2 separate regions of the Homo sapiens genome follow, and region 1 is linked to region 2. The links are chromatin contacts, found by Hi-C in ENCODE. All regions are on one chromosome and are shown on one strand. Each heading gives the region's core, a stretch centred on a gene start or an enhancer-like site at or near the end of the contact. The rest is flanking DNA. Distances are from core to core; before and after follow the strand shown. Region 1 holds the start of CD28 (CD28 molecule). Region 2 holds the start of WDR12 (WD repeat domain 12).

Evidence for each region. Hi-C counts contacts between places; a loop is a spot of excess contacts on that map. Pooled maps may share reads with other maps.
Region 1: a pooled map shows a loop between it and region 2 (7-fold over the local background). The contact joins the promoter of CD28 here to the promoter of WDR12 in region 2. A Hi-C loop is called at or near these places in 8 of 50 pooled maps.

What each region holds. Positions count from the first base shown.
Region 1 is chr2:203,705,185-203,708,583 of GRCh38, forward strand. CD28 (CD28 molecule) reads left to right here and starts at 1,455. Exons shown (of 4, transcript NM_006139.4): 1 at 1,455-1,564. The coding sequence starts at 1,513. RefSeq lists an enhancer at 1,335-1,484.
Region 2 is chr2:202,909,990-202,913,248 of GRCh38, forward strand. WDR12 (WD repeat domain 12) reads right to left here and starts at 1,684. Exons shown (of 13, transcript NM_018256.4): 1 at 1,447-1,684. The coding sequence starts at 1,487. CARF (calcium responsive transcription factor) reads left to right here and starts at 2,286. Exons shown (of 17, transcript NM_024744.17): 1 at 2,286-3,113. RefSeq lists enhancers at 1,867-2,016, 2,027-2,176, 2,217-2,416, 2,517-2,566.

The DNA of each region.
Region 1 (3,399 bases), core at 205-2,704, 790 kb after region 2:
GAAAAGTTTTGAAGAAGTCATTGAGTACAAGATACTGACGTAGGTGCCGGAAGAAGAGAGCAGTTGGCCGTGCTGGTGGAATAACCCTCTCTGCAAAGGGCCTGGGAGTTGAAGAAGGGTGCAGTCGGGTGGTGGTTATGAATCTCAGAAATCCTGCCACGGAGCCTCCTTTTGTGCCCTATTACTTAACCTTGAGGGACATAGAGAGCATGAGACACCAAGGGGCTTTTGGTTGCCTTACTGTCCCACTAAGAACATAGAATGTTGTTTTGACTTTCCCTTTGCTTAGGGAACCTCCCCCAGATACTCAGCTGGCTGGCTGCTTGCACGTAGAATGGGTTTTGCAAAGTTCCTAGAAGTGAGTTGGAGGAGGCTTGACATAAATCAAGCACTGTGTGCTAAATGCTCCAGAGGGCTACCTTATGTCCTACACAAATGTTACATTTCTAATATTTGTAACTCCTTTAAACGTTTATGCAGATGTTTCCCAATTCCTCAGTAGAATTCTTACCATTATCTTTTTGACACAACCTGTCCCCATCCTATGAAAATCTCTCCTCTGCTAGAGACTTTATTCTTTCTTTCTCTCTCTCCCCCTTCCTTCCTTCCCTCCCTCCCTCTTTCTTTCTTTCCATCTTTCTTTCTTTCTTTCTTTCTTTCTTTCTTTCTTTCTTTCTTTCTTTCTTTCTTTCTCTTTCTTTCTTTCTTTTCTTTCTTTCTTTCTTTCTCTTTCTCTCTCTTTCTTTCTTCCTTTCTTTTTTCTCTCTCCCCTTCCTTCCTTCTTTCCTTCTTTTCTTTTCTTTTCTTTTCTTTTCTTTCTCTCTTTCTTTCTGTCTTTCTTTTCTCATTCTGTTGCCCTGGCTGGAGTGCAGTGGCATGATCTCGGCTCATAGCAGCCTCCACCTCCTGGGTTCAAGCGATTCTCCTGCCTTAGCCTCCCTAGTAGCTGGGATTACAGGTACCCACCATGATGCCTGGCTAATTTTTTGTATTTTCAATGGAGACGGGGTTTCACCATGTTGGCCAGGCTCGTCTTGACCTCCTGGCCTCAAATGATCCACCCACTTTGGCCTCCCAAATTGCTGGCATTACAGGCGTGAGCCACTGCACCCGGCCTGTTCCTTCTTAAGAACACTTTGTCTCCCCTTTAATCTCTGCTGGATTTCAAGCACCCCTTTTACACAACTCTTGATATCCATCAATAAAGAATAATTCCCATAAGCCCATCATGTAGTGACCGACTATTTTTCAGTGACAAAAAAAAAGTCTTTAAAAATAGAAGTAAAAGTCTAAAGTCATCAAAACAACGTTATATCCTGTGTGAAATGCTGCAGTCAGGATGCCTTGTGGTTTGAGTGCCTTGATCATGTGCCCTAAGGGGATGGTGGCGGTGGTGGTGGCCGTGGATGACGGAGACTCTCAGGCCTTGGCAGGTGCGTCTTTCAGTTCCCCTCACACTTCGGGTTCCTCGGGGAGGAGGGGCTGGAACCCTAGCCCATCGTCAGGACAAAGATGCTCAGGCTGCTCTTGGCTCTCAACTTATTCCCTTCAATTCAAGTAACAGGTAAACAATGTTAATGTCTTTCTTTCTGTAAATATTTTTTGAGGTCTTCCAATTGGCTTAGTTTATTTTAAATTTCTAACAATGTGTGAAATTTGAACATTTGAAGTGTAGTTTTGCTGTAATAGGGCAATGTGTTATTTTGAAAATCATTGATTCTCAGACTACAATATAGTATCTTAACAAAAGTCCCTTGGAAATAAATTTTCTAAGCTATTAGTTTCTCTAGCTATTAGTTGATAGTGTCCCAAGAATTTATTATTATTATTATTATTTTAAATTGAGATGGGGTTTCACTATGTTGCCCAGGCTGGTCTCAAACTTCTGAGCTCAAGCAATCCACCTGCCTCTGCCTCCCAAAGTGCTAGGGTTACAGGCATGAGCTACCATGCCCGGCCAATAATTTTTAATTTATGTATCGTTTCTTTCTTTCTTTCTTTTTTTTTTTAATTTAAGAAAGCTGCTGTAAGTAGATTGGCTCTGGAAGCTCTGAATTTAGGTTGCCTATGTTCCTAACACAGGTCCAATTCTCACTAGGTAAGCTTAGGCTTAGCTATTATTTAAACTCTCCAAACCTCAGTTTCCTTAACTGTAAAGTGGGAATAATAATAAACCTCACCTCAAGGTCATTGTGAGGTAAAATGAAATAATCCATGCGAAGGGCTTAGCTCAGTCAGGCTTCAAGATAAATGTGAACTGTAATTACTCTATCTACCTGAATTGAATGAGTTCCAACATGAATTCTGGAGTCACCACAGAAGCTGCTACAACACCAATATTAATAAATTAGTTTTCTTTTACAATCGGCCAAAATGTATTTTCTTAGATTAAAATTCTTTAAGTTCCCAATGACGATGATGAGGAGGATAATACATCTAGCACTTTGAGCAGCACACAGTTCTCGTAACTAGAAGGTAGGTATTACAGTTAACTTCATTTCAGATGAAGAGACTGAGGGGTAGGCACATTAAGGGATTTGCCCAAGGATGTACAGGTGGCAGCTATAGGAGGCAGGGTCTGAACCACCTTAGTCTGACTCCAGTGCCGGTGTTGTTGATTATTATGCTATTCCATCTAACATGGTGTGATTTGTAATTTCATGGACTCAGGTAAATCCAGGGTTAAATTAACTTCGGAAAATCACAAGCACAATTCCTAACAGAAAGAATTTGTTACTTGGGTGGGCTGGAGTAAGATGCTCATTCAACGTGTTCTCAGAGTTAGAAAAAGGCCCCCGCTTGGTTCAAAAACTGGACTGATAGGGGTCAACAGTCATGCTTAAATAAGGACAGTTATTTTTCCCTGAAAGATACATTGAAAAGCCAGTATCCTCAATTTTCTTTCTTATTTTGGCAGTACAGAGACTGCATTATTTGTTGTTATTCTTAAACATTAAGTGTACATAGCCCAAAGAGTATAATTTCCCAATCTGCAGAGGTACAGTAGTTGCATATATACCCGTTTATTTTATGGTCTGACGTACCAGTGAGCACAAATTGTGTATATTTATAAAACGTGTTGATATAATGAAAGACATGAGTTGGCAATGAGATCTGGTACCAAGCGTTTACAGCTACCAAATATATTCTACAAGAATCTTTAACATTTATTTTAAAAAGGTCAAACCTTATTTTTAAGAGATCTCTCAAACTTAAAGAATATTTAAAATTACTTAATTTGTTAGACAGTCAAGGGAAGCCTACCCTGACTGAAAACTATTTAAAATTGGTAATTGTACACTAAATACTTTTCTGATGTGCTTTGTGGACACCTATCTGTCATCAACTTATTCACTCTCTTTTGAAGAGTTTTTGGTAAGACTCAAAACTTTGTATGTT
Region 2 (3,259 bases), core at 434-2,933:
TTTCATCATGTTGCTCAGGCTGGTCTCAAACTCCTGAGATAAGCGATTTGCGTTCCTCAGCCTCCCAGACTGTTGGGATTACAGACATGAGCCACAGCACTCGGCAAAGAATTTTAATTTCTACATTTTTTTACCTTTTGGAGGGCCTAAATTCACACACACACATATGACATGTATCCATTCATTTCAGGGGTTAAAACACAGTGGCCTATTATCTCTTACAACTTCATGTGAATCAACAATTATCTCAAGGCTGGACGCAGTGGGTCATGCCTGTAATTCCAGGACTTTGGGAGACCGAGGTGGGCGGATCACTTGAGGCCAGGAGTTCGAGACCAGCATGGCCACCAAGACAAATTCCTGTCTCTACTAAAAATACAAAAATTAGCCAGGCTTGGTGGCACATGCCTGTAATTCCAGCTACTCTGGAGGCTGAGGCGGGAAGATTGTTTGAACCCGGGAGACAGAGGTTACAGTGAGCCAAGATCCCACCACTGCAGTCCAGCCTGGGCAACAGAGTGAGACTCTGTCTCCAAAAAAACCAAACCAAACAAACAAAAAAAAGCCCCACATATTTCAAAAAATTTTATTTTAAGAAAAACAAAAAAACCTACTTTCAATTAAAAAACACAGTGGTTATGTTAATGCATCACCACATTCCTAGAGAAGTATTAAGGCAATGTATGTAAGTAAGTACATATACTCAGGTGCATTGATAATACGATTTATGTATACTTTCAGCAACAACACAAGGGGAGAGAAGATGATTTACTAGCTCTCCTCATAAAGCTACAAACAAAACCACAGATGTAACTCAGGTGGGAGTTTCCTAGTTTATGGCTAACTTTAGCTTATTAACACGACAAATATTATCATTTTCACTGAAAAATTTGACATTTTTTGTTGACTCAGCCAATCCAAGAAGCTTAATTAATATATAGTCCCTGCCCTCAAGAGACTTCCAATATAGTTGGAAGAGACCAGGCAAACACAAAGAAAGCTAACAATGCAATATATACCACAAGGCAGCATATAATTAGTTTTCGAATGAGTGCTAACAGACCTTGAGACCACTGGTTAAAATGTTTATATATCTATATAGATATACATAAATGGTAAATATGTTTTTTCATTTTCAAAAACTTTTTTTCCGTTTTCAAAAACTGTGAACCACCACTAGCAGACACCCTATAACAAGGCCCACTGTTCATTTTTAAATTACACATATAAAATGTTTCATTCAGAAAGCAAACCTGAAGCCCTTCAGCCTCCTCCACACTCACAATTCAAATTATATAGAACCTACGAAGCTGGTTAGAAAGCAGGTAATCTCAGAAAAAAGGGTGGGGGTGACAGCAGAAACAACCAGGGATCCACAAGGTCATACCAAAGGGGTGGTCGGAAAGGAACCTGGGGAAGGGAGAGAAGGCTGGAACGCTTACTTACTTCTTGTTATCAGTGTAGAAGCGTGTTTGGAGCTGAGCCATGGCGAGGAGTACACACGACTTGCCCACGGAAACGTACGGGTTAGCAGACCCACAACACGAAGCTCCTGCCTTTTAAGACTACAAAGAGGCAGCTCAAAATTAGACTGCACAGGTAAGCGAGGAACTGCAGTCTAAGCCTGGACTCTGCCTTCTGCCCTCCGGTCTCCTCTGCAGAAAGCACGAGGTTGCCCTTCTACAGACGCCCAGACCACAAACATCGACTACCTACTCCTAGATTTAGGAGTCATCGATTAGAAAAGGATAGTCGTAAAGGTAGCATGTCCCTTTAATCATTGTTAGAATTCTTCCCATACGTGTGGGCCCGTAATCGATTAGGAAAAAGATCCCACTCAAATCCGCTTTATTAATAAAAAATTTTTTTTCAAGAGGCTGTCCTGAGCCTGGATAGTTCAAACACAGCTCCTAGTTACTACAAGTCTCAGAAAGCATCGCTTCTCAAACGCTGTGACCACCGGGAATTGTAGTCTTTTTTTGCCACGCTGCCCTCAGAGTATCTTATTTGCATTAAATCCTCTAGACTCCAGCCAGATATCAAATTTCCTCTGCCTTCAGCTTTGCTTGACTAACGCCTTGCCAGTTTTTTTTTCTCATACATATTCCCAACCAGAGGCTCACTCGGCAGAGGTTTTTCCTAAATCTCGCCTCTAACTGCGGCTTTTAGAGAGAGGCGAGAGGCGGAAATACAAAGAAAAGAACGGATGAGAGAGGAAACGGTCGACGGTGGCCGATAGTGGTCCTACTGTCGTGGGACTGCTCTGCGCGCTCCCGGTGGGGCGCGCCTGCGCATTATGCTGGTCTCCATGGCGGGGCCTCGGAGCCAAGACGAGGTTGAGTAGACTCGTTTTGAATTTTCTCCCCTCTGCTCCGGCGGACTTCCCATGTCGCCTTGTGGGGCTATCGGCGGCGGCAGGACTGGGGGAGTCAGAGGTCTGGCAGCGCTGTCTGCGCAGACCTACCGGACGCTACCTCCCAACCCCCCGTCTTCCTCCTGCCTCCTCCTCCTCCCGTCACCTCCTGACCCGCCGGAGCTCCGAGCAACTGCCGGCCTCCGCCCCCAGCCGCAGCCGGTCACTGGCGGCGCCTTCCGCGCCAAGCTTGGGGGCCTTTTCGGGGTCCCACATGGCACGGCTTCCGACCCCCGGCCCGGGACGGGGCTCGCAGGCCCCAGAGGGGCAGGCTGGAGAAGGAGGAGGTTAGGTGTCTTCAGGAGGGTTGCTGAGCCCAAGGACGCGCCATCGCCGCGGAGAAGGAGCCGGACCCCTTGGGCGGAGCGCCCAATGTGTGGTCCCTCACGCCGTCCCGCACCTTGCTTTTTAGGGTTCTTTTTCCGCTTTCTGAGCCCTTTTATACCTTACGTTTAGAAGGGGAAAATCATCCTCCCACACCTTCTCCCCGACTTTTTGCCTTTTTTGTCTTGAAGTTACCCAAAGGCCTGTGTATTGTTCTCAATGGTCCCAAGAATTACTCTAATATAGTTGTTTTTCTGAGGGAGGATGGATGGAGATAACTATCCTGATCCCAATGTCACTTTTTAAGGCATTCGCTTCAAGAGACAAGCAGTTTAGAATCAGGCAGAACTGGATTGCAAAATTTATGGGCAGACCGGTATGTGTGCAGGTGAAGACAAAGCTTTCCTTTTTTACGTTGTTTAAAGATGTCCTACTGTAAGGTAGACGCCTAATGTTTAAATGAACGCCTAATATTTAAATAGAGAATGAGAAGAGATTTAAACAATTGGAAGAAAAAATAAT